Regions from separate parts of the Mus musculus genome. Here region 1 is linked to region 2. The links are chromatin loops, found by intact Hi-C in ENCODE. Cell type or tissue: gastrocnemius. All regions are shown on one strand. Each heading gives the region's core, and the rest is flanking DNA. Links, peaks and the distances in the headings are about the cores only. Region 1 overlaps Arhgap8 (Rho GTPase activating protein 8). Region 2 holds the start of Gm39558 (a long non-coding RNA gene).

Region 1 (15,511 bases), core at 4,078-12,077, 240 kb after region 2:
GGTTTGGTGGTTTGACAGAGATCTTTCTTTCTGCTAAAGACACACATGTAGGACCCTGAACAGTCACCATGAGGCTGGCCCTGCCTCTGGAGAGGCTCAGGAATGGATGGGCCCTTCCTAGCCTGCCCTGTGTCAACTTCCTAGTTGCCAGCTGTCAGGGAGGAGGTGATGTCTCTGGAGAGGGAGGAACAGGGCAGCAGGAGCCGCACTGCTGCTTTCTAGGGAGTCTGATGGCCTGTGCCAGCCATCTCCAGAGCTGTGTTCTTGACAGCCAGTCCCATAGCCTCCTGAGCCTCAGTCTCCCAGTTTTGTAAAGTAAGGGTACTGACAGCCCCTCTCCCAATTCTGGGGATGCAGGCGTATTCTTAAGCAGGAAGGCTTAATAGTATCAATGATAGAAATCATTCTCGTGCCAGGACTGAGCAGGGTCCCCAAGCAGAACACAAATGGCCCATGGCAGAGGGAAACAAGTCGACCCGGCAAGCCGTGGTGACCTTTCAGGTCACACAGAAAAAAAGATCGGGCTGGCTCTCTTCTTGGAGAGTCCTGCTCAGCATGCAATACAAGCCTGAGCCACTGGAGACACATGCGCTGGGTGCTTCCCCCACACTTTACTACTTAAAAGCAGATCTTTGGGTGGGCAGAGCCTTTGGGACCATTCAACCTGAACTCTCTGTTGGCGGAGAAAAAAACCCAGGCTCCATTAAGGGAGAAATCTTTCCAAAGTCTCTGGTCCACTAGTCTGTGGACCTAAGGAGTGGCACTCTGCCTCTATCTGTCAGCATTCATAGCAACCAGGGACCTGACTGGAAGTCGCTGCTAAGACTCAGGACACCCCCCTTCCCCCAGTTCTGAGTCTCTGTAACACCCCACAGTCCCAAGCCCTTACTTGGTGACCCAGAGAGAGGCTTGTTCCCTGGACTTGCAGAGTCAGTGCTGAGAATAACAATTATCCCAGGCAGGAGAGCAGATGGGCCCCACTCACTTCCTGCCTGGGCGGGTATGCCCAGGGCAATGGAGAAATGTCACACCATGTCCCTCCTGAGCACCTCAATGGTACAGGGCAGGGGCAGGTCTTTGTAAAGATGCTCTCAGGGCACATTAAATCCATCCCCTGAGCTGAAGGGCCAAGGGCACCCTCAGAAGCAGCCCGGGAGACAGCAATGTCCAGCCATCTGCCCGGAAGGCACTGGGGAGGCTCTGCTCATAGACACTACCTGTCCCCAGGGAGAAGGGCCTGGCATCAGTCAGAGAAGGCTTTTTCCTACTTTTGCATGCCTTGCGTGTGGTGAATGCACAAACAGGGGATTGAGGGGGTGGGGTGGGGAAGCCACCACCATGAAGCTGGTTGGTTGGCTGTTTGCAGGCAGTGAGTGTCTGGGTCCGTCCCAGGGCGCTAGCTTCTCCAGCCCTCCAAGACAGTCATTGTCTCCCGAGCCTATGCCAGACCTCTGAAATGGTTGTTCAATCCCCGAGACAGAAGGAACCCACAAAGCCCCTTGGCCACAGAGTCAGCCAGGGAGGTCCTAGATGCCAAGGCGGCTGGACAGCGCCAACAGATTGGTGGTCACTGCTCTGCCTCATGTGCCTTTGAGAGTCTGGTAGTCATAATATTTCATCCCCATTTTTATAGAGGACAAACTGAAGCTCTTAGGTAAATCATTTTACGTGAGGTCACACTTTCTGGTGTGGGTACAAGCAGGGTCAAAATCAGGCTAAGAGGCAACTCGTCAGTTAATAGTATACACTCTCCTACCCAAAGGACCCGAGTTCAACTCCTAACTGAACTCACAGCTCACAGCTACTTGTAACTCCAACAACATGGGGGTCTGACACCCTTTTCTAGGCCCCAAGGGTACTACAAACTCACATGAATATACACATAATGCCTATATGATATATATTATAGTATATAACACACACACACACATTTTTTTTAATGGAGACAGGGTCTCTCTACATAGCTATGGCTGTCCTGAAACTCACTATGTAGAGTAGGCTGGCCTTGAACTCACAGAGTTGCACCTGCCTCTGCCCTCCTGGGTTCTGGGATTGAAAGCATATGCACAAAAGGTACAGACTACAGCTTGTCTATGGAACCGGGGCATGTGGAGTCAGCGAGGGGGCTGGGAAGTTACAGGACAGCAGGACTGGGTCCGAAATGTGAAGCCTCGCATCTATGGAGCCAGTCCTCTCCGGATGGGCAAAAATGGCTTCATGGTAGAGTCTTAAAACTCTACCGAGGTAGAGAGCCTATTTCTTATTCTATCGCTATAACAAAATCCCTGACACAGTGTCAGTTATAAATGAAATACAGTTCTTTCTTATAGCTCTGGAGGCAGAACATTCAAGTGCAGGGGGCCCTACATCTGCTGGGCTCCTGGCCAGGACTTCTGTCATATCATAATGTGACAGAAGGGAACTGAGCACAAGAGAGGGGAAAAGCAGGAGGAACTTCCTACCTATTTCCTTTCCTCCCAGAAGGAACTCACTAGAGGGAATTTCCAGGTCTACTTGTGTGGTTGGAGCCTGTGACCCATGTGCCTCTTGCTGTGCCTCATTGCTCTGCTGGAAAGAGCAGTTGCATCCAACACACTGGCTTCCAGGAATGTTTGTACCACAGCCTGCGGACACAGTAAGTTAGGCCAGCGCACACAGCATAGAAACAGGGTCCAGGGCAGCCCACTCCCCACCACTAGGCCAATCACAAGGGAGCAGGTCAAATACTCTCAGGACATCAACAAAGCATGGTGAGGGCTTCAGGGATGGTGCACAGGTAAAGTGCCTGCTATACAATCAAGCACACAGGCCTGAGTTTAAGCCCTAGAACCGCATAAAAAGACAGGCAGGTGTGTGTGCTTAGAATCCCAGCATCGGGGAAGCAGGTGATTCACCGTCTAGCTGTAGACCCAAGGGAACAGAAAACCCAGAAACTCACAATCTTGCATGTGAATTCTCAGACCACTGTTATACATAATAGGAAATAGGTGGAAACGAGCGGTATATTCAGTAATTGCTAGAGAACGAACATAATCTGGTATGACCCCCAAAATGACACCAGGCAGATACAGCTCAAAGTGGTCACACATGGTGTGGTTCCAGATAGAAAGTGGGCTTGAGTCTATGAGGGGCTTGTGAGGCAGGAAGGGCCAGAGATGTGGTTCTGGGATTAGACAATGGTGGCAATTGCCCACCGGTGTGACAAACTTAACCCACACAGCACTGCATACTTAGAAAAGGGGAAAGTGACCCAATAATCCAGGCCTGGACAGTTCCTAGATGCACACGTACATCAGTCCTGAATTTGGACACTAAATCCTACTCTGAGGGGCAGGTAGAGGATGTGGGGAGGTATCAGGAGGGAGGAGGCTCACACAGCCTAATTTGTGTGCTGCCATCAGGGAAGGCTTCCTGGAGGAGGGGGCTAGTGAAGGCACATAATCTGCATGCTCTGTGGCAAGGCCCATGGTCGCAAGGCTCTTGGGCAGGGTTAGTTTGGAACGCAGTGGCTCGGATCCCTCGACTTAGAGAAACTGGGAAGTGTAAAATCAGTAGCTTGGACTTTGCAAACCTGGAAAGTTTGGCCCACCTCACCCTTTTTTCCCAGACTCCACGGGTACCCAGAGGAGACTCACACCGCTCTTCCCTCTCTCCCTGAGGATGGCAAGCAAGCCTGTATATTTCTGCAGTGCTGCATTTGCACATGCTAAGCAAATGCCTCCCAGCCCTGGCTGAGCCAGGAGACCTCTGACTCCCTGACTTCGCCTTCCTCTGTTGGCTTAAGCGGCTCATTCCAAGGGATGGCTTTCTGTCGTGAACTTAAATCAGCAAATTAACATTGGCGCCTAGGCTTTGGTTATGAATTTTAATGTCTTCCATTCATTCACAGTCCAAACAAATTACATATCTGGTGCTTTATTTAATACGTTTATTGCCATTTTATTATAGTCATTGGCAATGAGACAGCATAAAATATTAATTTAAAGAAGCAATCACACAGATTATGTCTTAAAGTGGCGTGCCCGGAATGTACTCAAAGGCATCTGATGTTGCTTGCTGTTCTCTAAAGAGATAATGAAGTGGATTTTCCTGTGTGGTGTTGGAGTGGCCGCAGTGGTAGCACATACTAGGCAAGCAAGCACTCTACCACCCAGCTGCACCCCAGCTCTGCCTGTTTATTCCATGTATTGATTGTTAAAAGCAGTTACTGATCCTGGAACAGAAATAACTCTGGGATTGTCACATTGCTAGGAAGCCTCCCGTCTACTGACAACTCTGTGTCAACATATCCTGAAAGGGCTCGAATCACCGAAGGTGTCCCGGGTGTCCTGGTTGGGTAGCTGTTTGCTTCATAAAGACATATCCCCTCCTGGAGCAGGGAGGAAAGGGGAGAGGGAGGAGGGAAATTCACAAGGCTCACTACACTCACCAGAAACTTACAAGACACAGGAGGCTTGTATAAGGTTATATAAACAATGAGCTGCTGCTAGGAAGGAGGGCCTCTTGGAGCTGTCTGCAAATCCCACAGGGGGCTCCAGGAATGCTGGGGTGTGGGACTTCTCAGTGATGCAGCTGCTTGAGTCACCTATGCTCCCATGAATAACTCCATCAATGCACTGATCTGCAGACTACACTTGGACAGAACCCCTCCTTCATCTGTCATTCTCTCCTGCCTGAGGTAGACAAAAACAGCCCCCTCTTTGGGGCTGGAGAGACGGCTCAGCGGTTACAAGCACGGTCTATTCTTGTAGAGGACCCAGGTTTCATTCCCAGCACCTACATGGCATCTCAGAGCCATCTGTAACCCTGGTTACAGGTGATCTGACGCTCTCTTCTGGCCTCTGTGGGAAGCAGGCACATACACGGTGCACAGGCACACATACAGGCAAAACACCCACATGCATAAAATAAAACAAAAACCAAGTCTTCCCCCAAACCCAGCTACACGGTAGAGCTGCAAGACTGACGACAGCCACCAACAGGTTCCCAATCTCGATGCTCAGGCCCATGCCCAATGTACGAATCTGCACGTTACCCTTGTTTTCCGTTTTCAAGTGGTTGTGTGTATATGTATGCTTGTAAGCAGGAGGTGCGACTATGGATGGGTGTCATTTTTCACTGGCCCAGTAGGTGTTGATTAGGTTAGGCCAGCTGGCCAGTGAGCCCCAGATATATCTCTGCCTCACAGACACATGGCACATCACGGTATATGGTGGAATATAGTGTACTCTGGCTTAGTGACAAGCACTCGTGTTTTCTGTTGTTTTGTTTTGTTTTTGAGAAGACAGAGATAGCTCTGCGGGGTACAACAGGCCATCAGATAGTATGGCTGGAGCCTTTAGAAGGAGCTCTGAGTGAAAGAACCACTAGGGACATTGGCAGTAGAACCATAGAAGCAGAAAGGCCACAGAGAGGCCTCAGAAACATTGTGAAAATTTGTCTCTTGATGGCCTGGTGCCGCAGTGATGAGCTCTCACCAGCGACCCCTAGAGGGCATTGTAGTTACTGCAGGCACCTGCTCTCCCCTGCCTTTGGGGTAGCGTAGCATCTATGATGTGTGGACCACCAGGGAGTTACAGCAGCAAACTTTCATAACCCATGAAAAGGAAGTACTCTTTAGTGGCAAGTTTGTGTTCTAGTTTGGGGGGGAGGGGGACTATTTCACCATTTACTGCATTTTTCTCTCTGAGAACGTGTGGCTGGGTGGGGAGGTACTGTGTGACCCAGGAGCAGGCACAGGTGCTACTGAAGCTGTTAAGACAGGAAGTAGCCATGTGCTCACTCAACCTGGAGTTGGTCCAGCAGACCACGCCCGTCACAACAGAAAACTCCATCAGACAGTGGAGATCCAGGGAGATACTCGGAGGAACAGCAGTCCTCTTTGTGATATCCCAAGGTGCTCCCCTGGGGACGCATCCTGCTCCATCCACTCAGAGAACACTGCTTTATCACACCTCCCTAGCTGACAGGTACAGAAGCATGTGACAGCCACCTCACCACCTCAGGATGCTTCCCGATGGCTGTCATCACTAATTAGCTTAAAACAATACCCTGATTTACCTTACAGTCTAGAATAGGTGTGTGTGTGGGGTGGGGGAGGACCTGGAGGCTCTGGGATATTCTCTTTGTTTTTGCAGCTTTACAGACTCTTGCTTATATAACCCAAGGGGCTACCCTGGGCTCACCAAAGTGTCCCAGTTAGCTCCCATCTCAAGACGCTGCTCACATCTGCAAAATCCTTCCTGCCAGCCAGTTGCAGCCACAGGTACTGGGGAGGTTAGGATGTGACATCCACTGGGCATATTTTGTTTTCTACACATGCACTGCAGACCGTGAGAGCATTTGGATGGGTCTTATCCCAGCGTCTACAAGAGGACAAGAGGAATCCTGTCCTGGTAGCCCAGGAAGCACAGGGACAAACTTACATCCCCAACAGATTTCCCTTAAACTCTTCCCAGGGTGCCCAGCTCCTCGTGGACCTAAAATCAAACCTCGTGCGGGTCTCTCACACAAAGCAACTGAAGTGTCCAGCTCTTCCCGAGTGTGCTGTGGGTGGCCTGACCGCTTCAGCTTCTTTAGGATAAAACATCGCCTTGGATTTATGTCGGCCAGGTCTACTACCAGGGCATGAGACCCAAAGAGGGACAAACTCATGACCCAGAGGGTGGGGCACATAAGAACCTGGACTGGGGATGCTGTGATGGGATACTGGGGAAGGCTTCTGGGGGAGGGGCCCAAGATGCACGTGAATGAAGCTGGCCTGGTAAACAGGTAGGAAATGACAGATCCACCAAAGATCAAAGTCCCTCGAGCATGTCTCACTTGGAAGATGACAGGAAAGGCCCAAAGAGCAGGGAGCCAGAACTGAAGGGTGGCCGAAAAGCTCTTGTCCTCTGCCCAGGTACACATGGAGCAGCGGCCACTCCACCTCAGAGGGGACTTGAACCTTTATCTCTCCTGTAGGCAGGAGGCAGAGGCCTGGGGTAACCTCTTTGGACAGAGAGGGGTCCCACTGCTCAGGAGGGCAGAGTATCTCTCCTTTACTTACTATTGCAGGCTGACGCCAAACTGCTGGGTGGGCAGAGGCGGCCGAGGTGGCGGTGTCTTGGTGGGCGGGGGCGGTTGACCTTTGTGCAGGTTTTGCAGTTTCTCGTCATACCTATGGACACAACAGGAGAGTGTCACCTCACAGGGGGACAGCCTTTTAGCCATAGAAGTCATCTCCAAGTGCTATGTGGAGACTAAGCCCCATCCGCATCAATAGGAAACCCACATATTCTACCTCTGTAAGTTTCAGGCATCCCGGGGCAGGGCGCCGCATCCTCAGAGAGAAGTGAAGACCAGGCTCAGGAGCTTCACTGGAGCTGGCCTGCCTGGCACAGGCCTGAAGCCACGGAGTTTCTGCTCATTGACCCTGCGTTCCGGCTTGCCAGACACTCAGTGGGGCATTCAGCAGGAGCTGAATGAAACGCCCGCTAGCTGTCTTCCCGAATCCCCCGCGCCTGCCACTCCTAGAACATTTCATTCCACACACGGCTCACCAGCACACCAGGGAACCCCTTTCATATCCGGCTCAGAAGCAGAACGGCAAACCCGTGCCTGGATGTGTTTTTAATCAGTTTGTACTTGTACTGTATGCAGCCTTCGTGGTTTGCTCTCCCTCATGTATGTACGTGGATACCGGACCCCAGAGCCATGCGGGGCAGGGGCGGGGCGGGGCGGGGGCGGGGGCGGGCCCTCACCGCACTACTTCCGGGGGGATGAGCAGCTGGTCGCACTGAAGGTGTTCTCGGAGCTCACGCAGGTTGCTGCAGTAGGTGACTTTTTTCCCAAACTTGTGACTGAGGAAGGAGAAGCAAGAGAATAAAATGTTGAGGGGGCAGGTCTCTAATCCCAGCACTCAGAAAGCAGGGGCAAGTGGTTCTCTGTAAATTCAAGGCCAGCCAGGTCTACAGAGTTCCAGGACAGCCAGGCTGTTACCCAGACAAACCTCGTCTTGAACCTCCCCCTCCCCAAACAAACAAACAAACAAACAAAAGACAGAGCATGCACTGACACCCAGAATATGCCACAGGCCCTAGAGGCTCGCATGCATAAAATAATTATGCCTCTACTTTGAACTGGTTGTGAATTTACATACTGCACAAAGACAACTTAAGGGGGAAAGGACTTATTTCAGCTCAAAGTTCAAGCAACACTCCCATCATGGCAGTGATGTCAACGTAGGAGGTGCTCGAAGCAGCAGGTCATCTATGTCCAGGCCAGCAGACGATGCACACACGTATACCACTGCTCAGTTCCTTTCTCTCTTTATACAACCCAGGATCTGCTGCCAGGGGAATGGTCCCACCCACATGGTACAGGTCTTCCCGCTTCAATTAATAGGATAACTGCTCACAGACATGCCCAGAGACCCCTCTCCCATGTGATTCTCCATACTGCCAGGTTGACTTTGATACTGACCATAACTATGTGCCAGCTCAGAGGACCAGTGAGCCGAGCCTGCATGTCTGAAGTCACTATGGTCCGAGATGAGTAATTGTTTTGTGTTGGGCCATCTCCTCTCCCTGACAGACCAAAGGGCAGGGACCTTGGGAGACTCTCCAGGGATGCTTCAGGCCATGGGGAGACATGGCCTCTGCCAGCCTTTCTATTCTCTCCCAGGGGTCCAGGATAAGGCTGGTGATCTGCCAAGGCCTGGGTCCCACTGATACAGACTGTGAACTTGAACCATTGTAAGTAGACATTGCAATGATGAGAAAAGGCAAGTTCTGTGCTCAGCAGTGCCAGATTCTGCTGCAGTTAAAACAACCCATGTGTGCTCCACATTGTAGATAATATGAAATTAAGATTATCTAACTTACCGCTGCTCAAACAAAACAAGACCACAGGGGATCTGATAGATGGGACACCCCTGTGAGTGGAGTAGAATTCCGGGTCCAACCTAAAACAGTTCCCACACCCCAAGGGAGGTCAAGGCCTGTGCACTGGCTCCCTCTTGTGGACAAGAGTGGATCAGACCTGGGGGCCAGATTCCAGCCATGAGCAAGGGAGCCAGGGAGCCTTATCTGGGGAAAGAATGCAGGCCCTAGGCCCTGAGGAAAGGGTTGGGACAGGTCTTATGGGGCATCCTCACCTATCTGTTCAGATAACAGACAACTCGGGGACAGTTTTGCCTCTGCTCTGGGGACATTAAGGTTTCCTCTGGGGTATGAAGTGCTATTAATGGTTTTTTTTGTGTGTATGGACAGGAAGAGCCCACTGAGCCTACTAAGGACCTAGCTGTCCTGTGGAACTTTCTAGACAGTAACATCTGCTTCAGCACTCTGGGGACCTCCCATGTCACACCTGCCCACTCAGGAGCCACACACCACCTTTCTCTCTGTAGCTGTCTGACGATTGCTTTTAAGCCAGGCACCCGCTGGACCCTAGGATTAGCGAGGGTAAGTAGACATGACCCATCTGGCCTTTTACACTGGCGGAAGGGCCTTGAGCAGCTCAGTCAGGAATGCCAGCACAGGCATAGGGCAAGACTTGTGCCACACCCACAGCTGCTGGAAGAGTCGGGACAGTGCTCAGGATCCAAGTTCAAGTGTGTGTGAGTACACACTTCATCCTGTGTTCAGGTTTCATTCTGTCCTTAGATCCCAGTCCAGAGTCCTTCACAAGCTGTGTGACCTATGGAAGCTGTATGACCTCTCTGAGCACTGACCTCCCCTGTTTAGAGGTAGAGAAGGCATGGCTGAAAGACATAAGATGGTTTGGTGTATAACATAAGGTGACTTGATAATTCAACCCCCAAAGGAGAGTTAAAAATATTCTAGAACAAACCAGGCATGGTGGTGCATGCTACGTTCCATAGAACATGAGGGCTGTGGGGAAGGCACGTTGAACTATAGGCCAGGTGAAGTGTGGGATGGGACTTGAGGTGAGGTGAGGCAAGGTCGCAGCACTTTCCAGGAGCCACTGATGGAGTGTGTGCATGTGTGTGTGTGTGTGTGTGTGTGTGTGTGCTTCTGTGAATGCAAATGAACATACACACTGAATAGGAATGTGTAGCGTAAGCACACACATCAATGCAGGCAGACATTCAAGAACATGTACTGGTGGGGTCCTGGGGTCCTAGGTTATAGATGGGTGGTCCCCAGGCAGCTGTCAGGGACCCGGAGCAAAAGAAACAGCTTGAAATGGCACCAGCATACCCTCCATGGGGTCCAGGTCAGTGGGGAAGACCATGGGCGGGCAGGGCTGTGGCCCCCTTAATTCTTCTAGTTCTTAAAGGTGCCTGCGACCCTTTGTGTGGGACTCCTGCTTCCATCCTCGAAGCCAGCAGCACGGCCCCTTTAAGCTTCTTCCCCTACAGTGCTGGGAAAGGCTACTCTAAGGACCCCATTGTTCACCTCTCGCCTGGAGAACATTCCAAGTGTCTTCTGTTTGCAACTCCTCAGCTTAATCTTGTCGGCATAACTCCTGTGCTGTGGAACGTGACCGATTTGCAGGCTCTGGGACCTGAATGACCTTTAGGGTCGCTCATTGTCCAGTGAAGAGGGATCTGATACCAACAGTGTGACTGCGTCTGAGTGATGGAGACTCGAGAACTGAACCCTCAAGGAGGATAGGTAGGAGGTGGGGGATGCAGGAAGACTGGAGTTTTCCATGCACTTGGTGACTTGGTGGGCTGGGCTGCTGAAGTCAGAGGGGAGTGGGGAGAAAGGATGTGATGCCCGCCCTTGTCTCTGTCCTGCATTCTCACCTATACACAGGGCACAACATGAACGTTCCTTTTGGCTGTGGACTTTTGAGCCACTGTAGGTAGATATCAACAAATGGGAAGGGTCAGGAGGATATGACAGAAGAGGAGGAGGAGGCAGCAAAAGGTTTTGAGGGCCATGTGACCACTCACTATGTGTGTGCCCTCTCTTCCTGAGTCCTCCTGGCTGACCAGGAAGGATGCTGTCACTTCCTCTCTGAATACGTTCCCTCGCCTGAGTGTCCCTACCCGCCTGAATAAAGCTCACCCACTCACCATGTGGCTGGGTGCAGTTTGTGCCTGATGCTTGTGGCTAAATGGAGAGGAAATGAAGATGCCCCAGGGGTCCCCGAAGAGGCAGGTCTTACAGTCCCTTGTAGCAATTCCTGATACTGGCAGAGAAATCATTAGCCAATGAGAAAGAATCCTGACTTGGAAAGAGCTGACAGAAGTCCCCATGTGTATTAGTCAGGGTTCTCTAGAGTCACAGAACGTATGGATAGTCTCTAGATAATAAAGGAATTTATTGATGACTTACAGTCGGCAGCTCAATTCCCAACAATTGTTCAGTCGCAGCTGTGAATGGAAGTCCAAGGATCTAGCAGTTACTCAGTCTCACGCAGCAAGCAGGCGAAGGAGCAAGAGCAAGAGCTAGACTCCCTTCTTCCAATGTCCTTATATTGTCTCCAGCAAAAGGTGTAGCCCAGATTAAAGGTGTGTTCCACCACACCTTTAATCCCAGATGAAAGGCATAGCCCAGATTAAAGGTGTGTTCCTTAACTCGGAGATTCAATCTTCTGGAATCCATAGCCACTATGGCTCAAGATCTTCAAACCAAGATCCAGATAAGGATCTCCAAGCCTCCAGATAAGGGTCACTGGTGAGCCTTCCAATTCCGGATTGTAGTTCATTCCAAATATTGTCAAGTTGACAACCAGGAATAGCCACTACAATCCACCCCTTGTCAACTTGACACAAATAATATCTCATGTTCACATGAAACAATAACAAGGTTGTAAATACGCCTAACATGATATAACTATCCCTCGTACAATCGCAAACGCATTAGTAAATTTACAATGGGCATTCATATTACTTTATAATCCTCGTTTCTGCAACTGGTTACGTGGCCTTAATTGGTATTTATAACTACCTTCCTCTACTACCCATTCTGTATTTCCTTCACCTTCAGCCAGCACCTCAGCAGGTCTTGGCTCTTTTCCTGGAGGATTGACCCATACCTTCATTCCTGATGGGTCTGCGTCCTTTGTCATCCTGCTTGGATTAGGCTGTTGTAGTTTCCCATTGACTTTAATCACAGGACATGGTAGTACTAAGAGACGCCCTAAGGGATCTCCTGCACTCCAGACATAATCTTGCTTACCACCATTGTGAAGAGGTAATCCAATTTCCCCATGGTAATCTGGATCTATCACCCCTCCTAACACTGTTATTCCTTTTTTAGCCTGTTGGTTTAAGGGCATTAGAAGCCCAAAATGACCAGGGGGAAGTCTGAGCTTCCAGTTCAATGAAATGTTTGTTGTAGCTCCTGGTAGGAGCACTCCCCTCTCTGGAGCCAAAACTTCTAAGCCAGCAGAACCTAGAGTTATGGGGACAGGAAGCAAAAATTTTCCTAGAGGGTCACTAGGAGTGATAGTAAGTGGAACTATTCCGTTTTCCACCCCTTGATTCCTGGACCCATGAATCCTGGCTATGGGTGAAACTGTACCATATATCGAGCGCTGATTCAAAGCATATACTGCCTTCTGAAGAACTCTGCCCCAGCCTTCCAAGCTGTTACCACCTAATTGGCGCTGTAACTGCGTCTTCAAAAGGCCATTCCATCTTTCTATCAGCCCAGCTGCTTCAGGATGATGGGGAATGTGGTAAGACCAGTGAATTCCATGATCGTGAGCCCACTGTCGTACTTCTCTGGCTGTGAAATGAGTTCCTTGGTCAGAAGCAATACTGTGTGGAATACCATGACGATAGATGAGGCATTCTGTCAGTCCGTGAATGGTGGTTTTAGCAGAGGCATTACGTGCAGGAAAGGCAAATCCATAACCAGAATAAGTATCTACTCCAGTAAGAACAAAACGCTGTCCTTTCCACGAAGGAAGTGGTCCAATGTAGTCAACCTGCCACCAGGTTGCTGGCTGGTCACCTCGAGGAATGGTGCCATATCTGGGGCTCAGTGTTGGTTTCTGCTGTTGGCAGATCTGGCAATCAGCAGCAGCTGTAGCCAGGTCAGCCTTGGTGAGTGGAAGCCCATGTTGCTGAGCCCAAGCATAACCTCCATCTCGACCACCATGGCCACTTTGTTCATGTGCCCATTGAGCAATGACAGGGATGGCTGGGGAGAGAGGCTGACTGTCCACAGAACGGGTCATCTTATCCACTTGATTATTGAACTCCTCCTCGGCTGAAGTCACCTTTTGGTGAGCATTTACATGGGACACAAATATCTTCACATCCTTTGCCCATTTGGAGAGATCTATCCACATACTTCTTCCCCAGATGTCTTTCTCACCAATTTTCCAATTGTGATCTTTCCAAGTCCCTGACCATCCAGCCAATCCATTGGCTACAGCCCATGAGTCAGTGAATAATCGTACATCTGGCCATTTCTTCTTGCAAACAAACTGTAATACCATGTGTACTGCCCGAAGTTCTGCCCACTGTGAAGATTTCCCTTCACCTGTGTCTTTCAAGGTTGTCCCAGAAAGGGGTTGTAATGCTGCAGCTGTCCACTTCTGGGTGGTGCCTGCATAACGTGCAGAGCCATCAGTAAACCAGGCTCTAGTCTTCTCCTCTTCGGTCAGTTGATCATAGGGAACACCCCATGAGGCTATAGGTGCATGCTTGGCAGCAGATGGCATTGTAACAGGAATAGAAACCATAGGCATTTGAGCAACTTCTTCATGTAACTTGCTTGTGCCTTCAGGACCTGCTCTGGCCCGATCACGTATATACCACTTCCATTTGATAATAGACTGCTGCTGTGCGCGTCCCACTTTATGACTTGCAGGGTCTGATAGTACCCAGCTCATGATGGGTAGTTCAGGTCGCATAGTAACTTGGTGTCCTATTGTCAAACGTTCAGTTTCCACTAAGGCCCAATAGCAGGCCAAGAGCTGTTTTTCAAAGGGAGAATAGTTGTCTGCAGATGATGGTAGAGCTTTGCTCCAAAATCCCAAAGGTCTTTTCTGTGATTCACCTACAGGGGCCTGCCAGAGGCTCCAAACAGCATCTCTATCAGCCACAGATACCTCAAGTACCATCGGGTCTGCTGGGTCATATGGTCCAAGTGGTAGAGCAGCCTGCACAGCAGCCTGGACCTGTTGAAGGGCCTTCTCCTGTTCCAGGCCCCACACAAAGCTAGCAGCTTTCCGAGTCACTTGGTAAATAGGCCTAAGTAACACACCCAAGTGAGGGATGTGTTGTCTCCAGAATCCAAATAGACCCACTAAACGTTGTGCTTCTTTCTTGGTTGTAGGAGGGGCCAGGTGCAATAACTTATCTTTCACCTTAGAAGGAATATCTCTGCATGCCCCACACCACTGGACTCCTAAGAATTTCACTGAGGTAGATGGTCCTTGAATTTTGGTTGGATTTATTTCCCATCCTCTGATACGCATATGTGTTACCAATGAGTCCAAAGTGGTTGCTACTTCCTGCTCACTTGGTCCAATCAGCATAATGTCATCAATATAGTGCACCAATGTGATATTTTGTGGAAGATCCAAACGATCAAGATCCCTTCTAACTAAATTATGACACAGGGCAGGAGAGTTAATATATCCTTGAGGCAAAACTGTGAAGGTATACTGTTGGCCTTGCCAACTGAAAGCAAATTGCTTCTGGTGGTCCTTATGGACAGGTACTGAGAAGAAGGCATTTGCCAAATCAATAGCCGCATACCAGGTGCCAGGAGATGTGTTAATTTGCTCAAGTAAGGAAACTACATCTGGTACAGCAGCTGCAATTGGAGTTACTACCTGATTTAGTTTTCGGTAATCAACTGTCATTCTCCATGATCCATCTGTTTTCTGCACTGGCCAGATAGGAGAGTTAAATGGAGATGTGGTGGGAACCACCACCCCTGCATCTTTCAAGTCCTTGATAGTGGCAGTAATTTCTGCAATTCCTCCAGGAATACGATACTGTTTTTGATTCACTATTTTCTTTGGCAGAGGCAACTCTAAAGGCTTCCATTTGGCCTTTCCAACCATAATAGCCCTCACTCTACAGTTCAGGGAACCAATATGAGAATTCTGCCAATTTCTGAGTATATCTATCCCAATTATACATTCTGGAACTGGGGAAATCACCACAGGATGTGTCCGGGGACCTACTGGACCTACTGTGAGTCGGACATCAGTCAAAACTCCATTAATCACCTGCCCTCCATAAGCCCCTACTTTAACTGGAGGGCCACAATGTTTCTTGGGATCCCCTGGGATCAGTGTCAACTCAGAACCAGTATCCAGCAGACCCCGAAAAGTCTGATTATTTCCTTTTCCCCAGTGTACAGTTACCCTTGTAAAAGGCCGTAGGTCCCTCTGGGGAAGAACTGGAGAAAGGGTAACAGCAAAACCTTTGAGTGTCTTATCAAGATCCTTCCTCAGAGGAACCTGGCCACCCCTTCATTCAAGGGGTTCCGGATCTGCAAACTGTCTCAAGTCTGGAAATTGATTCACTGGCCGAGATTGCTGTTTACCACGATCTAATGTAGCCTTTCTTTCATTTGTTTGAGAATTT
Region 2 (15,511 bases), core at 2,785-10,784:
AATGACTCTAAGACTACAGGAAATTAAGCCCGAGCCCCAGGCCTCCTGCCTATTACTTTATGGTCATCTCCTACATCCTCATGAAAGGACCTGAACTCTGACCCCCCTGGGCAAAGTCCTCTCTAGAGAACAGACCCTCCCCATACCCCATGTGCTGTCACTCTAGGAAAAGGTAAGGACAGCCTAGGGCATTCCTAAGCCTAGTTCTCAGAGTTCACGGCCATCCCAGGTCCAAGCCAGCTTTATCCTTTCTCTCCCAGCTCCCTGGACATCTGGTGGTGGCTTTTTAGCCCAAGAGCAAAACTAATCATTAACCTTTACCTGGGAATCCTCGGGGTAGCCCTGGCACACGTAGGTTTTGACCATTTCCTCCTGACATACAGCTATGGAGAGCAGAAGCTAGCATTTGAATCCAGACAGTCTCAGTCCTGTCTTGGCATGATCTGCACTGTGCTCATGTGAGCCAGGGGCCAGCACCTGGGCCAGCCACAGACCCAGGGCTGAATGTTCTAGCACATTCAAATCCAACCACGAGAGAGACATTGCTTCAGGGATGACAGAATGTCTTCCAGACTATGTGTTATAGGTGTCCACTTTTAAGCGGAGCCTTGTAACTACTCCCAAATGCAGGACCTGTTTCTCGAATGAACCTTCCATGCCAGCAAGCAGAGGCTCAGAAGGACCAGGACCATCTGGAAATAGTCTAAGCAAGGCCAAGGTGGACACCAAGGTCATTTTCAGGGCAAGCCTAGAAGCCTCTTTTTCCGGGCTCAGAAGGACTAGTCAGCCCTAAGGGAGCATGATTAAGTAAGAGTTCTCAGGCAGGGTTCCTCCACCTAAGATACCAGACTGTTGCAAAAGGCTCCAGCCCTCAAAGGTATCCCCTGAGGATCATTCCGGGATGGTGAGTGATGCAGCCTTACTTCCAGCCTGTGAATGTGACTGTCCCTTAGAAGATGTCAATGAGTAACTGCGCAGACAAGGCTGACTAAACAAGGCCCGTCCCAGGCCAGGAAGACTCCCTGGAGGCGGAATTCCTCAAAGAAAATCCGTGCTCCCGACTTGGGAATTGACAAGGGAATTACTTACGTTAAGGCGGGATGAGAAGCGCAGGGTGCAGGAGGCTTGCTAGGAAGTGCCTTCTAGGCCCGGCGAGTTCGTTCCTGCGTCCCGCACCCAGCGCTGGTGTCAAGTGCCCCCTGGCGGCACTTGTGGGAGCCGCGGACAGGGAGCGCGTGTCTGTGTGCACCTGGGTGGTTGGGGCCAAATTGTATCAGAGCCTTTTTTGGTTTGGATTTCGTTCTTCCTTTCTTTTGAAAGAACTTTGGGATATAAAGAAGCAGTTTATCATTGCCTTAAGTTTCTTTCTTGCTGTGTTAAAATGCCCTGACATAAGCAACTGAGGGAAGAAAGAAGGGAGGGAGGGAGGAGGGTTTATTTGGGATCACACAGTACAAGGTACAAGCCGGTTACAGCTGGGAGATCACGGCAGCAGGAGCTTGAAGCAGCTGGTTTCCACAGTCAGAGGAAAGCAATGAAAATGTGCACGCTAGCGTTGGGCTCCCCAGCTCCATTTTATATAGCTCAGGATCCTCTATCCAGAGAACTTAGCAACTTAGCAACAAGATGACACCCCCACGCACGCCCAGCTGCTCATTTCCCAGGCGGTTCTAGATTCTGTTAAGCTGACAATTTACACTCACAAACTTATCATTTGTTTTCTAGTTTTTGTTTTGTTTTGTTTTGTTTGTTTTGGGACAGAGCTCTATTATGTAGCCCTGGCTATCTTTGTACTAGCTATGTAGCCCTGGCTGTCCTGGAACTCACTCTGTAGACCAGGCTGGCCTCGAACTCAGAAATCCTCCTGCCTCTGCCTCCCAAGTGCTGGGATTAAAGGTGTGCACCACCATTGCCCAGCATCAACCTTAATTTTAATTTGGGTCTGGAGAAACGACTCATGGGTAAAGCGCTTCCTGTGCAGGAAGCCTGAGAACGCAAGAACACAGAGTTAGAATGCTCAGCACAACCCCCGCCCCCGCCCGATGATGATGATGCCCCTGCCGTCACATCCGTTGGCTCTACAACCAGGCTACCATCGCTAACCTGGATCTAGAACAGCTGAACTTGGACACTTCTTAACCACTGGCCTCTAGATTGTTGCAAGTCAGCCTTTCTGACCCAGGTTAAATAAAAAAAAATAGTTTTAAGAAAAAAACCGAAGTCCTGGAACTAGAGAGATGGCACGGAAGTTAAAAGCATGCACTGCTCTTGCAGGGGACCTCAGTTTGGTTCCTAGCACCCATGCCAGGTGGCTCACACCCATCTCCAGCTCCAGGGGCTCTAAGACCTCTGGTTTCCTTGGCACGTGCACTCATGCGCACCTACACTCAAACAGACACACACAGAGAAACATCATTTAAAATTATGCAAATAAATCTTTTTAAAAAGTTCAGTGGGTAGAAGCATTTTCTGTTGAAGCATGACATTCTAAGTTCAAATCCCTGGGACCCACTTAAAAACCCAGACACGGCCACTCCAACCTGTAACCCCAGGGCTGGAGAGACAAAAGGATTGCCGAGTTTTACTGGCTGCCAACACTGCTCCAGGTTCAGAGGGAGACCTCGTCTCATGAGAATAAGCTGGGTAGTAATGCGGCAGGACACCTGGCGTCCCCTTCCGGTCTCTGTCCACAGCTCACAGATATGCAAATGCACCCTTGGACAAGTGTGCAGATCTAAAGACAATGTGTGGAGTTGGTTCTGTCGTTTTAACATGAAGGCCCCTAGGGTTGAATTTGGGTTATCAGACAGTAGCAAGTGCTTTAATCCACTGAGCTACCTTGCCAGCTCCTAAATTCTTTAATTATTGATTAGCCACCTAATCCATGTGTTTTGTTATAGCTGCCAGAAGCTATAACAGCCTTAAACTGGCAACTAACTTACATTTTCTCTTTTTTAAAAGATTTATTTATTAATTTTATTTATGTGAGTACACTGTAGCTGTCTTCAGATACACCAGAAAAGGGCATCAGATCCTATTACAGATGGTTGTGAGCCACCATGTGGTTGCTGGGATTTGAACTCAGGACCTCTGGAAGAGCAGCCCGTGCTCTTACATTTCCACATTGTACACAGTTTTAGGTATAATTGACATATAATGAACTATACAAGTTTCTGAGTTTTATTTTACATTTTATTTTATTTTGTTTTTTATTTATTTACTTTTTGGTTTCTTGAGACAGGGCTTCTCTGTGTAGCCCTGGCTGTCCTGGAACTTGCTCTGTAGACGAGGCCTGCCTTGAACTCAGAGATCTGCCCACCTATACCTCCTGAATACTGAGATTAAAGGCATGCACCTGGTGTATAATTTGCTGAGTTTTAATAGAAATGTATACATATATATTATATATATATCCCATGAACCCATAATATATATACATATCCCATGAACCCATTATATATATATATGTGTGTGTGTGTGTGTGTGTATCCCATAAACAGCAAAGTTAATCACTCCACTCTAAAAGCTTTCTCCTGTCCCTTTGTAATCTAGTTCCATCTTTATCTGTCTGTCTCTCTTTTCTCTCTCTCTCTTTCTGTGTGTCTATCTGTGTGTCTGTGTGTTATGTTTGAGCTCACTGTGTAACTCTGGCTAGTCTCAAACTCATGGCAACCCTCCTGCCTCAGACTCTGAGATCTGGGATTACAGGCATAAGCCACAATGCTGGACTTCTGTTCCTCTTCATCTCCCCCTCCATTGTCCCACCTCATCCCTGTCCTTCCAACTCCAGGTCTGCTTCTGTCCCTATAGGTTAGGTTGCATTTCCCATAACTACATGTAAATAGAACTGTACAGCAGGCTCTCATTCAGCTGGGGTCTGGCTTCTTTCCCTCAGTGTAATAGTTTGGAGAGTCATCCTTTTCGTTACGTGATATCAATCATTACATGATATTAATGGTTTGTTCTTTCTTATGGCTGAGTCGGATTGCACTGTAAGGTGACACATTTGCAGCTGGTTGACCCATTTGCCTATCAAAGGAGGGACACTTTCTCCTTTAGCGGTTACAAGTGACACTACCTGTGCCTGAAACATAGGCCAGGTTAGTATCGTGCAACTTTAATCCTAGCACTGGGGAGGCAGAGGCAGGCAGCTAGCTCTCTGTGTGTTTGAGGCCAGGCTGGTCTACACAGTGACTTCCAAGACAGCCAGGATTACACAGACAGACCCTGTCTCAAAAACACAAAACACAAAACAATAACAAGAACAAAGAAACCCCAAGTTGTTTTCCAAGTGCCTGCGCACTTACATCCCACTTGCCGTGGGCAAGAATCCCAGTTTGGCCCTGTGCTTTCCCGCTATGGCTGGGACCGGTGTTTTGAAGGCTTGGCTCCTATTGCAGCAGTGTCCACAAATGACCTTTGGGGAGGTGACTGGATCAGAAGGGCTCTGATCTCTCCCATAGGTGGATCCACTGACAGGGCCAATATTTGACAGGCTGCTGTGAGGTAATACTACTTTAGGATGTAGGTAATGCCCAGGAGATGGTTGAGGGGTACAGGTCCCTGTGGGTGTTCCCTCAGGGACATTTTGTCCCCTGCCCCTTCTATTTGCTTTGAGTCTTGGTTACTGTGTGTCGAGCAGCCTCCGCCACACCCACTCACCACCTGACACTCTGCCTTAGATCCAAAGCAGTGAGTGGTGGGCGTGACCTGGGGAACCCAGAGCCAAAACAGACCTTTCCTCCTTTAAAGCTGTGTTCGCAGGTAGCCTGTCACAGCCCCGGGAATCTCACGACACACCCACCCACACTTGCCACGCTCAGTCTGACTTCTGAACACTGTGAAGTGGGCGTAGCGATGTGTCACAGACACAGCTCACTCCCTACTAAAGGATGCTGAGTTTCTTCTCGTATGCTTATAACTTCATCTTCTTGGGGGCCAGTTTATTCTAATCTGCACCTAGAAGGCTTTTTTTTCCCCATGATGCTGAGCTGCACCCCAGTTCAGTGATAGTTCGTCTTGCTATTTTCTGCCTGTAAAGGTTCTTTCTATAGTCTATTTAGTGTATGTGCATATATGTATTTGGGTGTACATGCATGCGTATGTGCATATATGCGTATGTGCATATATGTATAGATGTACATTCTTCTCTGTCTCTCTGTCTCTCTGTCTCTGTCTTTCCCTCTGTGTGTGTGTGTGTACATGTGTATATGTGTGCTTACATGAAGGCCAGAAGAGGGTGTTTTTGGTTTTTTGAGACAGGGTTTCTCTGTACAGAAGAGGGTGTTTGATGTCCCACCCATACATACTCTGTCTACTCCTTTGAGGCAGCTTGGCATGTGATTGCTGGGATCCAATTCTGGTCTTCATGATCACACAGCAAGAACCCTTAACAACTCAGTAATCTCTCCTGCCTCTGCCTTCTGGACACTCCCAACAGGGATGACAGGCATGCACCACCAAGCCTGGTTTATGCAATTTTGGGAATTGAACCCAGGGCTTTGTGCATGCTAGGTAGGACTATACCACTGCACTGCATTTCAGCCCTGGAACTCTGTTCTTTCTGTATGTGGATAGTCGCTCTAAGCTGTTTGGTGATACACTGTTCCTTCCCCTAGTGTATAGCTTGATATCTCTCTCTCTCTCTCTCTCTCTCTCTCTCTCTCTCTCTCTCTCTCTCTCACACACACACACACACACACACTCCATTATAGGCTAGGGAGATGGCATTCCTTTCTGACCCCAGCTCTTGATAGGTAGAGACAGGAAGATCTGAAAGGTTCATGATCATCTTCTGCCAATGAGTTCAGCAGTGAGTTAGAGGCCAGCCCTGGCTACATGAGACTTTGTCTCAGAAACAGAACCAAAGAACAACAAAAAACAAAAACAAAAAAACAATTGACTGCATGATGTGCCAACAGCAGCCTTGTCCTTAGAGATGTTTACCTTGGAGCTGGGTACTCAGGAGGCAGAGACAGGTAGATCTCTGAGTTCAAAGCCAGCCTGGTCTATACAGTGAGTTCCAAGACAGCTAGGGATGCACAGACAAACCCTGTCTTTAAAACAAACAAATAAACAAACAAACAAAGGATGTTTGCCTGAGTTCCTGGGGGGATTGTCCATCTAGGTTCACTCCTGTACACTCCAGCACTCTCAGTGGCTAGCGACACAGTTCTCACATGTCTCTGCGTGTGAGTTGTGACCCACAACTGTCCTGTGTGAACTAAAATATTCAAAGAAAAGCCGGTGGATGTGTTGTGTGGTTCCAGCCTGCTTGTCCAGGCAGACCTCCTCACCGGCTGCTGGGTGGGCTGTGCCTGCTCAGCTTCAGCACCCGCTCTGTCCTGCCCTGGGGCTGCCGACTCCTTCTTTGGGAGGAAGACCCATGCCCAAAGGGTGCCTGTTGATTGTGACTGAGAGTCAGAAGTGCCCATAGGCTCTTAGCACACAGGAGAGGCCACAAGGTCTTCCACCATGGTGGATCTAACCTGGATTTTTTTTTTTTTTGGACCGTGGCAAAAGCTGCTGCTGCAAGTGGACAGAAGGGGGCAGTGTGGAGGCAGGGTTGGAGAAGGAAGCTTGGCAGGCACAGGGCTCTGGAAGGCCACTCCCTTGACTAGGACCCTGTCAGTCATCAAAGCAGCCCTGTTACTAAAATTGTTTTTTCCCTCCAGAGGGAGACACTACTAATATCTGCCCCTCCTCCTAAGGTCCCAATGATGCCACCAAAGTTCACTCTGGGGCACCTATGAGTTTATTGGGCTTACTCACAAAGCATAGGCAGTTGGGGAAGAGGGGGTTGCTGGCAGGACTGTGGGTGCTTCCTAGCAAACGGCTGCATGAAACAGGAGGATAACTTTCCCACAGTTAAATACATGTGGCACCCCTCCCCTATATCCTCCAGCCCCTCCCCCAACTCCAAGACCCCAAAGCTCTGTGCAATTAAGAATTAGGGAACACAGATAGGGATGGCTGGACACTTGGGTGAGCGTCCCATGACTCTCCCCGTTCTCTCTGTCTGTGAGAAAAATGTTAGTCATCTACATGCCCAGTTGTGACCATTTGTTTTGTGACCAGGCTTAGCAGAACTCCTGAAGATGGCAGCAGGTTTGGGGGACAGGTCCTGCACAAGTTCCTGGTTTTGACGGCAGAGCTGAGAAGGGAGGTTCACAGTGGTTGGCCTCTTTTTGGGATCCCAGGGAAGGCAGAACTCTGTCCCAATCCCCCCCCATCCCCCACTCTCTGTGCCATGTTCCTTCCATGTCTAACTCCATCCCCACCCCTCCCCCCACCCTAGACCCCTAACCCCTGACACCTGCCACCTCTGCCTTGCAAAGCTACCAGCCTTCATCTGCCCTCCACAGATTTGACTGCATTTATGGGGAAGAGGAAGCGGGGAAGAGGGCTGGGTTCAAAGCCTGAATTTAATTAGCCTCTGGTTCCTCCTCAAAACAGTAGGTGAGTCACTGACACGGGCAGAATCTGACTTGTGAAATCAGGTCCCATCTCTGCTGCCCAAGCTTGACAGATGGATCCAGTCTGGCCAGGCCTTAGAAAAGTCTAGTACTGGCTAGAGAGCAAACTTCGACTGTTCTTCGGGAATGCCGAGGCCACCAGTACAACTGGAGATTGTGGGGACTGCCTCCTCCGGAAAGTCTTCCCTCCCTGACTCCAGTCCTGCCTCAGCCTGGGTCTGGCGGCGGCCTCTTCCCAGGCACTTAGTTTTCCTAGGAGAAGCATAGCCTGGAGCTTGTGACATTCCTGTGCTGTTGCAGGGGTTCAGGGGGCTCCCCTCAGAGTCACCAACATCCATCCCTCAAGAACATGCCAGGAGGAGGCAGGCAGCATAAAAAGAGAACACAACGAAACACTTTTCTTCTCTAAGCTCTGGGTCTAACAGGAAATACAGAGGCACGGAGTCTAGGCGTGCAGAGGCTGCCAGACAGCCTCCCATGGAGCCTACACACAGCGCCATGGGCTGCGATTTCCATCACATTTTGCAAAGGAGGGAGCTGAGGCTGAGCTGTCCCTCCCAGCTGGGGAGTCAGCAGAACTAAGGGTGACACTTCCCTCTTCCTCCTAGCTGTCGGTATGTAGGAGGAGGAAGCCCTCTGAACTTCCTCTTTGGCTCATGGGGAAACTGAGGTTTGTAGCAGGGGAGGGGCTGGCAGTCACTAAGCTCCACAGGCTGAATCAAGACTTGAACCCAAGTCCCTGATTTTTCTTGTTCTCCTTTTACAGTCACCTCCTCTTCTGCCCCTGACCATGGCCCCAGACCCAGGCTTTTTCAGATTCCTATTCTACCAGGTACAGCTGTGGTCCACAGCAGCCAGGGAGTCAAGCGTCCTCCAGAGGGATCCAGGACTATGATTTTGGGGATCCCCATGAGTGCGCTAGAACAATATATCACCGCTGGCCTGTCCCTCTGGTGACTATCCCTACTGTCACTGACAACCAGCTAGGGTTTCCATAATCCTGTGACAGTGGCTACCAAGATTCACTTACTGTTCAATGACTCAACCTGCATTCATGGAGACCCACTGTGTGTCAGCTCCTCAAGGGCCTAGCAGTCACACCCAAGAGGCCCACTGCGTCTCAGCTCCTCAAGGACCTAGCAGTCACACCAAGAACTATCTCCCCTGCCCCCACTGGTTCACCTTTCACCCCAAATAGTAGTGTGATGGCTTGAAAGGACATAGGGGTACTGGGCAGAAACAGGCTCTTAGGGACCAGGAAGATCAGAGCTGGAATTGGGTCACAGATTCTCAACATTTCCCTAGGAAAATGATGTCTGAACTTGATGGTAAGGAACTTTCCAGAAGGAGGAAATAACACTCAGAGTTTGTGGCGGGAGGGATGGCAGCCTGTGCAGATGCAGATGCTGAAATAACAGGAGGGAGAAGGCAGCTGGCTCCAGGACATCTGGTCCCACCTGCAGAAAAGGGAAGACTTCAGGTTTGGGCTTTAGAAAAGTCTCTCTAGCCAGGGGTGCACAACTTCAACCCCAGCACTCAGGAGGCAGAGGCAAGTGGATCTCTGTGAGTTCTAGGCCAGCCTTGTGTACAGAGTGAGTTTTAGGGCAGTCAGGGCTACACAGACAAACCTTGTCTCAACAACAACAACAACAACAACAACAACAACAACAGCAACAACAACAACAAAAACCAAAATAATACAGAGCTTCTGGAGGGAAATAATAATTATTATAATAACAATAATAATTATCATTATTATTGTGTAAAGATTTTATTTATGTGTATCTGTGCATGTCTGTAATCCTAGAATCCTAGAACAGGCAAGAGGATTCCAAGCTCAAGGCCAGTTTAGGCTACTTAGCAAGACCCTATTTTAAAATGAAAATGTCCAGCCGGGCGTGGTGGCACACGCCTTTAATCCCAGTACTTGGGAGGCAGAGGCAGGCGGATTTCTGAGTTCAAGGCCAGCCTGGTCTACAAAGTGTGTTCCAGGACAGTCAGGGCTACACAGAGAAACCATGTCTCGAAGAAAAAAAAAAAAAAAAAAAGAAAGAAAGAAAGAAAAAGAAAAACAAACAAAAAACAAAAAAAGAAAATGTCCAAAATGGCTGGGGATCTATAGACATAGACATAGACACAGACATAGACATAGACATAGACATAGACATAGACATAGACATAGACATAGACATAGACATAGACATATCTCAGTGGGAGAGCACTTGCCAGTATGTCTGAGGTCCTGGGTTCAAATTCTTAGTATAAAAATAATGCTGCCAGGCAGTGGTGGCGCCCACCTTTAATCCCAGCACTTGGGAGGCAAAGGCAGGTGGATTTCTGAGTTCGAGGCCAGCCTGGTCTACAAAGTGAGTTCCAGGACAGCCCGGGCTACACAGAGAAACCCTGTCTCGAAAAACCAAAAAAAAAAAATAATAATAATAAAAAAAAAAGCTATCCCAAATCTTCCTGACCTCAACTTCTCAACTCTACGAGGTGTTGCTTTCAAACTCTGTGGCTCCTTTCTCACAGAGGCATGAACATCTAATTATAATCGCAAGGTCGCCCCCTCCGGGGCTGTTTACAGGAGCTATTCAAAGAAAAATAGAGTGCTAAGGGGAAAAAAATTCTAAATAATACTGTAGACAGTATTCTTTGGCGGTTGGGGCGATGGCTCCGTCAGCAAAATGCTTGCCATACAAGCATGAGGACCTGAGTTCGAGTCCCCAGAACCCACATGGCAGCTCATCACTGGAATTCCAGTTTCAGGGGGGTCTAACACCTTCTTCTGGACTTCATGTGTTCCAGGCACATGGGGTGCACAGACATACATGTGGGCAAAACATATACATAATATAATATTAATCTGGGCTGGAGAGACGGCTCAGCTGTTAAGAGCACTATCTGCTCTTCCAGAGGTTCTGAGTTCAATTCCTGGCAACCACATGGTGGCTCACAACCATCTATGATCTGATGCCCTCTTCTGGCATGTAGGTGTTCATGCAGATAGAGCACTCATATACATTAAATAAGTAAAATCTTTAAAAAATATATTAATCCATATGTTTTTGAAGTTGGACTCGGTGGCACATGTCTTTGATCCTATTGCATCACTGGGGCTTGGTGGTCAGCAAGTTTAGCCTGATTGGTGATCTCTACGGGTCAGTGAGAGATCTTGCCTCAAAAAATAAGGTTGAGAGCAATAAAGAAAGACACCCAAAACCAGCCCCTGCCTGCTGCATATTCATACATATGCACAATAGTACACACAGAGACTGAAATGAGGAGACCTTGCAGTGGAGATCTGGGGATGGCTGCATTGAATTTCCCAGATGTGAGAGAACCTGTATGGTGGTATACACCTGTGATCTCAGCACCTACCGGGAGATGAAGGCAGGAGGATCGGAAGTTCAAAGTCAAGAAGCAAGTTCTGAGCAACGGGGAGAACCTGGGGTCATAAGAACAGCTGGCTGGGAAGCTGTAAGTACACACTCCTGCCTTCCAGCAAGCTCTTGCCCTTAGCAGAGTTTCAGGGGAGGACAGAAGAACCCTTGGTAGGCTGGCTATAGTCCACCTACCCTAAGAATTGACTGGTTGCCTTCTTTCTCTTGGAGACCCAATCATAGACCCTGTACTGGCTGGTTTTGTGTGTCAACTTGACACAAGCTGGAGCTTTCACAGAGAAAGGAGCCTCCATGGAGAAAATGCCTCCATGAGATCCAGTTGTAAGGCATTTTTTCAATTAGTGATTAAGTGGGGAGGGCCCAGGCCCAGCCCATTGTGGGTGGTGCCATCCCTGGGCTGATAGTCCTGGGTTCTATAAGAAAGCAAGCTGAGCAAGCCACAGGGAGCAAGCCAGTAAGCAGCATCCCTCCATGGCCTCTGCATCAGCTTCTGCCTCCAGGCTCCTGCTCTGTGTGAGTTCCTGTCCTGACTTTCTTTGGTGATGAAGAGCAATGTGGACGTGTAAGCTGAATAAACCCTTTCCTCCCCAACTTGCTTCTTGGTCATGATGTTTTGTGCAGGAATACAAGCCTTGACTAAGACAGACCCACAGGATAGTAAGGTCAGGAGTAATTGAGATTATCTAGTCTCTCACCTCATTGTACAGACAGTAAATGGAGGCCTGAGGGAGAGAGGTCAGAGGCATGGGGCTCTCAGATGAGCCAGAGTCATTCCTAAAAAGTCTCTAGGTCTCTGGCCATTCGAGAACTAGGAAAGGGGTCCATGGGCATTTGTCCCTACTGGCTCTTTGAGTAAGATTATCGCCAAACAGGTAGAGCTAACAATGGAACCACAGACGTCACCCCGGCATACCAGGGAGACAGCAAGGCAAGCCCCAAGCAGAAACATGAAACATGAAGCAACTGTGCCATGAAAGTGAGTGACTTGTGGCTGATTCGTGTTTCTGCTAAACTTGGCTTCGGTATTCCAGAATGAAACGCTGCAGCTGAGAGCAGGCAGGCAGGTTTTTCAGTGTGCTTCTATAAGCAGAAGGCAGAATAACAGAAAAAAAAAAACAAAAAACAAAACAAAAAAAAACCCTGACTGCTTGGACAAAGGTGAACTCAGGATATTTATAACACGTTTTCTTTTTTTTTGCCACAAAATTAACATTAAATACAACTAAACACAATTATTATCTTATAAACCTATAGGTTAGGAGTCCAGGCCAGCAATGCTGGACTAACAAGGCATTTACCGTTGTTAAGTCTTTCTGACATATTTTTTTTTTTTAAGTCTTACTGGCCGAGGCTGGTCTCGAACCCACAGTCCTCCACTCCTTTTATTTTGAATACTTTCATGTGTTGTATATTACAACATACATGAGAGGTTAACCTGCTGAACCATCTCACCGGCCTACGACCCTTGAGTCATGGAATCATAGATGTGTACAGGCAAGCCAGCTTGCAACTAACCACACTCATATCCAGCCTGACTCATTTAACATGTACTCAGTGATAAGCACCCAAGACCAAGGAACAGTAGAACCTTGGAGTGGAGAAAGTGCGGCTCACTGGTCCTGTGCAAAATATGCCATACCTGTTGCTCAGGAGAGTCCCCATGTGAACACTGAGTATAACTAATGAGAATGGAGAAAACCCAGGCAACGCTCCTGCATTTATTCAACAAATACATTTTGGCATCTGTCCTGGAATAGGTGCCAGGGACGATGGAGTGAATTGATTTGATGCTGGTCCTTTGGAAGTGACTGCGTGGGGGTCGAGGGAGAGGGATTGTGAAGTGGCTAAGGACATAATGCTTTGGCCAAGCTCCTCAGAAGGCTCCCCAGGGGAGGGGAGCCCCAAAGGTGATTATGGTGTTGGAGCAGCAAGGGTTTCAAACAACAGCCCGGCACTGTGGATGTGTAGGCAGTGATGCGGTTTCCCTGGAAACAGAGAAGAGTACCACTGCCAGTCTAAGACCTCACATATGCTGTCTGAGGGCTGGTCCCTTCCCTCGTTCTCACAGCCAAACTTCAGTTCTCCAGACTCACAGCTTGTCACCTCAATTTTCACACCGGGTCCTCATTAATAGATGGGGCCACAGGCCCAGGGGAGAGGAGACAAAGGCCAGTAATTTCCGAGATACGTACCTTTTTACAGAGTCCCTCCTGTGCCTGACTCTAGGACTATGGTTTTCAACCTGTGTGTCATTTCAGCTCCCATTGTGGGGTTCAATGATCCTTTCATGGGGGTCACCCTAGACCACTGGAAAACACAGATATTTATATTATGATTTATAACTAGTAAAATTAGATATGAAGTGGCTACAAAAGTAAGTTATGGTTGGGGCTCACCATAAAACAAGGAAATGTATTGAAGGGTCCCAGCATCAGGAAGGTTGAGAACCACTGCTCTGGGACCATGGAATTAGTCACTCAAGCCCTACCCTGAGCATCTCAGGGGAGCGGTACAAATCCCAGGTAAGGCTTGAACAGTATGCCAAAGCTGCCAATTTCCTGCTCTGGAGTGGTTTCCACACCTTGTGGTCCCACCCCACCTTCCTTAGAGACAATCTTCCTCAGCAGGCCTCTCTCCAGTCTCCATCACACAGCCTGCATTTATTGGGCGCTGGGAATACAGTTGTCAGAAGCCAGGCCTGAGGAATACACAGTGTCTTAGTTAGAGCTGCCATGGTGCAATGTCACAGACGGGAGGCTTAAACCATTCTGAGGACTGGGAAGCCCAAGGGAAAGGGGCTGGTTTTCTGAGACGCCTCCTACAGCTATGCAGTGTGATGTCAGGGGAGTGGTAAGGATGCTGTGCCTAGGAATAATAGAACAGGAGGCAGGCAAGATATAGTTTGTTTGTTTTTGAGGAAATGTATTGGAGGACACTGGGATCCAAAGGAGACAGGAGACTAGGAGAAGGGTATCCCAGACAGGGTGAAGAAGAGTCGGGGCAGACAGAACTTTATGCTTAGCATGATTGTGAGAATTTGACACTGGAAATGTAACTGGCTGAGACCAGCAGTGCATGGTCACCTACCCTGGTCCTGGGAAAGGACCACCGAGTGAGTTCAGAACGTGGCTTCTGGCGGCTGCTCCCTGCATCTTCCTCTTTTAGCACAGGGATGGATGCCCAGCTGGACCTTGGCCTTTAATTAGGATCACATGCAAGCTGATCTGATCCACCTCTGGCCTCTAGTCAGCACAGGAGCTAAGACAGGAAGCAACTCTCTGACCCCTTTTCCTAAGTGTTCAGCAGAGGAAACTGAGGCGTCCCAGGAGACCTCCGAAAGGAGGTGGTAACTTCTTGTTGAGTTTTGTGAAGCAAGTTTTTAGCAGAACCTACTTGGAAGGTTCAGACAGAAATAAGCAGAGCTGGTGTGCTGGAGGCTTCAGGGAATGCACAGGGCGGTGACAAAGCGCAAAATCAGTGAGGCGCAGAGGGGGCGGCTCAGAGGCGTGACTCTACTGGAGGGGGGGCGGGGGGCGGGAGAAAGTGGACTCAGGGTTGGGGAACACGGGCAGCAGGGAAGGTCAGCAGGCCAAGGAAGGTGTGGGAATGAGATGACGAGAACGTCACGCGACAGGTTGGAGCGAGGACGCGATGGGCTTTTGAAGTTGGCAGCAGCTGGTCGCAAGGAAGTAGGCGGGGCCAGGACCAGGGACGACTCACCGCCTTGCCCAGAGATCTGGGCGGAGTTTTAGGAGTATGAGGCAGGGCCTTTGCGTGTCGGGGGCGGGGAAAGGGCGGGTTTGGGGGCGGGCCCGCGTCGGGGGTGGGGCCTGGGCGGTGTCGAGCGCGCGCGGGCGGGCGGTGGCGGAGCTGAGGATCGCAGTGCTCCGCTGTGCTCCGAGGTCGGCGGTGGCGACGGCGGCGGCGGCGACGCACACAAAAGCGGATTGTGGCTTCACTGGTGCTCGCGGCGGGCGGCAGCGGGGCACGGGCGGCGGGGCGTGTCGGTGGCCCCCGCGGGCGCGGCGCGGGCGATGAGCCGGGGCCCGGCATGGCCTCCGCGCGGCCGCCGGGCAGGGCCTGTGCCTCGGCGTCCGCGCCCGCGGGGCTCCGGGCTGGGCCGGCCGCCTCCCGGGAGTCCGTGGACAGCAGCGAAGCGGAGGAGCGCTCGTTGCAGCACATGCTGCGCGCCATAGCCGAGGAGCGCGGACGCCTTAGCCTGCGCCGTGAGGTCTGCGGCCTGGGTGAGTGACGGGGACGGGCGCGCGCGTGAGTGTCCGCGCGAGTCCACCTCCGCTAGTCCCCCTGTGCTCCTTGCCCTCCGTGCATCCCCACCGCCCTGGGCTCTGTCTTTCGGGACCCCAAGTCTCAGTGTCTTTTTGGTACCACAGAACCCCGATCCTTGTGTCTCCGCGTCCCTATCTTCCTCTGACCGCCAGGATATCTGTCCCAGCTCCTTCTTCCTCTTCGTGGTTCCTTAACTCTTCTTCCTTCTCCTGGAAGATCTGGGGGCCCCACTGCTGCTGCAGGGAGTGTGGGCGTGAGATTTTGGGAGGCCCTTGAGTTCAGAGTTCAAGGCAGTGTGCCCTGACCACATTCCCCAGCCCACATGGAAGACCGCGGCTCTTGATTGCT

The links. Hi-C counts contacts between places; a loop is a spot of excess contacts. Peaks named below come from ENCODE experiments on the same cell type or tissue, not always from the same donor. Only the 100,000 strongest peaks of a DNase experiment are listed, where the experiment ranks them.
Region 1: it touches region 2 in a loop (4-fold over the local background); 9 of 42 quality-filtered maps call a loop at or near these places.

What each region holds. Positions count from the first base shown.
Region 1 is chr15:84,748,668-84,764,178 of GRCm38, reverse strand. Arhgap8 (Rho GTPase activating protein 8) reads right to left here. Exons shown (of 12, transcript NM_001164628.1): 6 at 7,743-7,841; 7 at 7,049-7,159. Among named protein-coding and RNA genes, the nearest start is that of Gm52202, 35 kb to the left of the region's middle. In gastrocnemius, for the core only: CTCF peaks have their summits at 5,495 and 8,995 (motif pointing left); DNase peaks (open chromatin) are centred at 5,821, 7,419, 8,690, 9,002 and 1 more place; H3K4me3 peaks cover 286 bases.
Region 2 is chr15:84,987,218-85,002,728 of GRCm38, reverse strand. It overlaps Gm39558 (a long non-coding RNA gene), which reads right to left and starts at 14,694. Exons shown (of 4, transcript XR_875533.1): 1 at 14,597-14,694; 2 at 13,273-13,574; 3 at 13,069-13,183. 5031439G07Rik (RIKEN cDNA 5031439G07 gene) reads left to right here and starts at 14,758. Exons shown (of 10, transcript NM_001033273.3): 1 at 14,758-15,120. The coding sequence starts at 15,057. In gastrocnemius, for the core only: a CTCF peak has its summit at 6,548 (motif pointing right); a DNase peak (open chromatin) is centred at 6,552; H3K27ac peaks cover 283 bases.